Regions from separate parts of the Homo sapiens genome. Here region 2 is linked to region 1. A link is an interaction called in ENCODE POLR2A ChIA-PET data of the cell type or tissue named here. Cell type or tissue: Panc1. All regions are shown on one strand.

Region 1 (2,500 bases):
CTTATTTGATCGATTTCCATTAAATGCCTGTCAGAAGAACAGCTAAGTTGATTACTGATCACACAAGGTTTCCCTACTTACAAATTATAGATGTATTTTACGAGACTGAAGAGCAGATTTACAAGGGCACTTAGAGATTTATAATTCAAACGAGGAAACTGATAGTATCATAGAATTTCAACTGGAATTCAAATTTCCTGACTCTTAGCCATACTATCATCAAATATTTTTTATTACTAGTATCATACAAAACACACTTATGATTTTTTTTTTTTTTTTTTTTTTGAGATGGAGTTCTGCACTGTTGCCCGGGCTGGAGTGCAGTGGCGCGATCTTGGCTCACTGCAACTTCCACCTCCTGGGTTCAAGCTATTCTCCTGCCTCAGCCTCCCGAGCAGCTGGGATTTCAGGCACCCACCACCAGGCCCAGCTAATTTTTTGTATTTTTAATAGAGTCAGGGTTTCACCACGTTGGCCAGGCTGGTCTCAAACTCCTGACCTCGTGATTCGCCCACCTCGGCCTCTCAAAGTGCTGGGATTACAGACATGATCCACCATGCCCAGCCCACACTCAAGATTTGAAGGTTGTATTTATAAAGGCAGTGGGCATTGATATATAATTTAGGTCATCAAACAGCTTTGTTCCTTAATCAAAAGAACATCTTCATCAATTAGTTTTACCAATTTGTTTGGTGTTAAGGCAGATCTTTTTGTATTATGTATACATGTATCACAAAAAATATTATCATATATACATAAATTTAAAAAAGCTAAACTTAAAAGACATATCATTCCTATCAAAACATACAAATGGGGCTGGGCGTGGCGGCTCATGCCTGTAATCCCAGCACTTTGGGAGGCCAAGGAGGGCGGATCACTTCAGGTCAGGAGTTCCAGACCAGCCTGGCCAACATGGCAAAATCCCACCTCTAAGGAGAATACAAAAATTAGCTGGGCGTGGTGGCACATGCCTGTAATCCGAACTACTGGGGGAGGCTAAGGAAGGAGAATCCTTTGAACCTAGGATGCAGAGGCTGCAGTCAGCCGGGATCGCAACACTGCATCCCAGCCTGGGCAACAGAGGCTCTGACTCCAAAAAAAAAAAAAAAAAAGACATACAAATGGGTCATACGAAGTACAAATAAACAATTGTCTGATTTAAAGTAACTAATACATAGAAGATGACGAAATAATTAGCAAGAAGAGGCTGAGGATCTGAAATTTTCTGAATTCACAGCTGACGCCTATTAATGATTATAATACAACCACTCTCCATCCATTTGTTCTTCACAGTAAGATCTTTTTTTAAAATCACTTTTCTTCATTCTAAAAAAAATTACCACAGACAATACTTTAGGAGTGGGTACTTCATCTCTACATCAACAAGGTTGAACATAGTGTACAATTAGAAATGAATATGCTGGCAGGAATCAAGAGTACAAATACGAAACAAAGTTTTTTGGACTGAGGATAGCTCAAAGTAAATTTTACCTTGATTACTTTGCTATTATGTATGGAGAGAGCTATTGTTCTCAGAACCCACTCATCCATATACAACTAATGAAATACCATGGAAATTTCCTTAAGAATGAGACTTGGCTCCAATGACTTCAAAAAGGCAAGTGAAAATTTTGTGGGGGAAGATGGAGGTTAGGAGAATTAGCCATTACTTCTGGACTAAACCAGTATGGAAATTTAGTGCATGAGCGCAATTAATTTTTGAGACTCCCTTGGACCCTACAAAAACATTAACCAATAAACGTTTTCCAGAAAGTGAATCATCGCTACTCCATTTCCCAAGAACTTTGGAGGGAAAAATTACATCAAATGCAATTACCAATTTTAATTTACTTTTTATGACTCACTAGATTTAAAGAAGGCAATAGTGAAACATCTACCAACAAAATGCAATTCTACAATTTGGTTAAATTCTATAATTTGGTTAAATGTAAGAATCATGCCTCAGCCAATAAATAACATACATCAAAAACAGTAAAATGTATACCTTTCCAGTCAAAGACGCACTTAGTATGTCAGTACCAACCAAATGTTGATAGTAAACATAATTTCTGAATGTCAAAATTCCCCAAGGATGAAAACATACTAAATATTTCTATATTTAATGAAGGGGGGGAACAGTTTTTGTTACTAACAGGTCAGGTCAAAAGCAGCTAACTTAAACCCTTAGATTATTCAAACTGGGTAGCAAGATTTTTCTTTTTTATAGTAGTAAAAGTACTCTACAACTACCTTCAAATTCCATCTCCACAACTTAGCTGTGTGACCTGAAGCAAGTTACCTAACTTCTCAGTACTTTAGTCTCCTCATCTGTAAAATGGGAATAGTACCTACCACAAAACATTGTTGAGATTTAGTCAATGTATGTAAATTGCTTAGAACAATGCCCACAACTTATTAGGCACTATACAAGTGTTTGCCAATATTATTACTCAATTACAATGGCAGTTATTTTGGATGTCACACTACTGGGAAGACCAAA
Region 2 (2,500 bases), 160 kb after region 1:
GGCTGGATTATATATATATATTCTTGTGTATTAGTATATGAGTATTTGTGATGTGTGTGTGACATTAGTTTTTTTAACGTTTTGGGTTTTTTTGAATTTTTTTATTTTCATTTTATTTTATTTTACACTCCAGGTAACTCACAGAACAACATTTTGGTTTTTAAAGAAGACTGTGTGGTGAAGTCCAAATAAAGTCTGTCATTTCCTTAGCAGTACTAAACCAATGTTACTTTCCTGATTTTGACAGATACACTGTGTTATGTAAGATGTTAACATCAGGGGAAGCTGGGAAAGGTACATAAGAACTCTCTGTGTTATCTTTGCAACTTTTCTGTAAATCTAAAATTATTCCAAAATGAAAGCTTATTAAAAATATAAAACAACGAAACAAAGAAGAATGAGGTCTTGGTTGTCTAATCAAATTGTCTACACTCTGCGCCCTATCCCCAAATCTCAAGGGGTCTGGCAGCTGAGCTTTCACTGATTTGGTCTGGTTGCATCAAATCATCATTGCAAGGATGCTTTGACCCTAGAAAGCTACCCTCCTTTAGAACCTGACAGCTCACAACACAGGATCACATTACCACCTTTTACCCACCTGAGGAAGGGAGGGTCTGGTCCCTAGGTCTGCAAAATCTGGGAAAGAAAGTGGTACAATCCCGAAGGCTCCTGGTGCTCTCGAGCCCGGACACGTTTCATCTGACAGGAATCCTCCTGGGAATGACTTCAACCCCCAGATCCCAGGCATTATCTCATCTTGGCCGTGTGTCATCCTCTGCATTTTCCTTCAAGTTACTAAGAGGAAATGGAGGATCAGACGGAGCTCTGGCAGCCCACCTTCTTCTTAGGTGGATATTTTTAGCACTTTGAGACAAATAACTTGCTTTTTAAGACCATCCCAGACATTCTTCAAATGAGAGGTACAAGCTTTCTCTGCTAGACTCAGTGAAAAAGGCATGCAGTGCCTAGGAGAGCCAGCCAACAACAGTCAACAACAGGAAAAAACACCCCCATTTAGGGGACCATAAATATTTACAGCATCCAATGGTGTATTTACTATTCAATGATCCTGCAAAACAAATGTTCTAGGACAAGAAGTGGTCTGCATTTCTGCAGGATCCCAGAGTTTCAAAGCTGGAAAGGGAACAGAGATGTGTCCAGTTTCCACACTCTACAGGTAAGAAGGTTGAGGCTCCAAGTATGCTCCCATAAAATGTCTGCTTTTTAAAATATCTCTATTACAACATGCATTCCCTGAGCCACAGTTCATTGTTTACAGACCGTCTCTCACAGAAGTGGGTGTTTGCTGAGGGACTCAGCGCAGTGCCGTGAGTAAGCACCATAAACAATCAACAAAACCTTGTTTGAGACACCAAGATGGAAGCTCATCTCTGCCCTGACTCATGTTTCTGGGGACCTCTTCTCTGAACCTAATTTTAAAACTGAGAAGACAAATCTTATTCCTGAATGGCTGAAAGAGCAACCAGGAGTGCATTTGGAAATTCACCTGCTAACATATTATAACATTAATACTATTTGTTCAAAAATTAAAAAAACAATTTCATTTCCTTCATGAGATGAAGACTAACATTTTTCATTTTCTTTGGTAAGAATTTCTAGAATGCTGCTTTATTAAATTTCATGGTTAGAAAGATTTACTGAGATAGAAAAGGTTTTTTTAAAAACTGTAAGATTAAAACAGCAAAGTTATTAACATACACACAGTTAAGCAGTACCAAAGAAAGCTGTTTGCACCAGAATATGTCACCTGATCCTAAGAATATTTAAATTAGCATTTTGGGATGCAAAAACACGGAAAACCCCTTCTCTTTGCCCCCAGTAGATAAATACTCCTGGCTCCTCATCTATACTGATCAAGTTCAGGTCAAAACGGAATGACGAATTATTGAGACCCCTAGATTTGCCCACTGTGACATCTCAATGCAAGAGTGAGATGAAAAATTAACCTTGGCTGGGATCTTTCCCTAAAGTAGCAATGGCAGGAAAAGCTTGAGTCAACCACCAGCTAGTCAGGCAGAAATTTCAAAGAGGTGGTGAGAAGAACTTGCTGGCTTCTTATTGGGTGGGCTTCCTCAACCAAATCCCCCTTTCAGCTATAGCATGCTCCTGGTTGTTAGTCTTACATGAGATCTTCCATGTCCTCCATTTAGACATAACTTACCCAGTTAGTTGCCATCAGCTCTGCACAGCTCACACTCCCACTTTCTCCATCACGGCAGTCACTTACAAGCTGAGTAGCTGAATAAACTTCACTTTTCTATGCACACAGTTAACCAGAAATTTTAAAAATTTAAGTTTAAACATAAGCACCCACAGTCTGATGTTTCTAAGTCTTTAGTTACATAGTTTCATACTCAGAGACCTCACCCCCACAAAGAGCATTTAATTAGAAAAATTCTTGGGTGTGATTCTATGCATTTCAGAGTAGCTATGTAATCACTGTGATTCCATGCTTTACCTTTTTCAGCCATCAGATTGA

The links. Peaks named below come from ENCODE experiments on the same cell type or tissue, not always from the same donor. Only the 100,000 strongest peaks of a DNase experiment are listed, where the experiment ranks them.
Region 2: POLR2A ChIA-PET joins it to region 1 with 12 read pairs; 2 of 35 experiments call an interaction of 5 or more read pairs at or near these places.

Annotation. Positions count from the first base shown.
Region 1 is chr3:56,677,915-56,680,414 of GRCh38, forward strand. The region is part of intron 1 of TASOR (transcription activation suppressor); the gene reads right to left. Among named protein-coding and RNA genes, the nearest start is that of TASOR, 4.1 kb to the right of the region's middle. In Panc1, no CTCF peak of the experiment used is centred here; no DNase peak of the experiment used is centred here.
Region 2 is chr3:56,839,246-56,841,745 of GRCh38, forward strand. It overlaps a transcript of ARHGEF3 not described here. Among named protein-coding and RNA genes, the nearest start is that of ARHGEF3, 39 kb to the left of the region's middle. RefSeq lists a silencer at 576-870. In Panc1, no CTCF peak of the experiment used is centred here; DNase peaks (open chromatin) are centred at 749 and 1,316.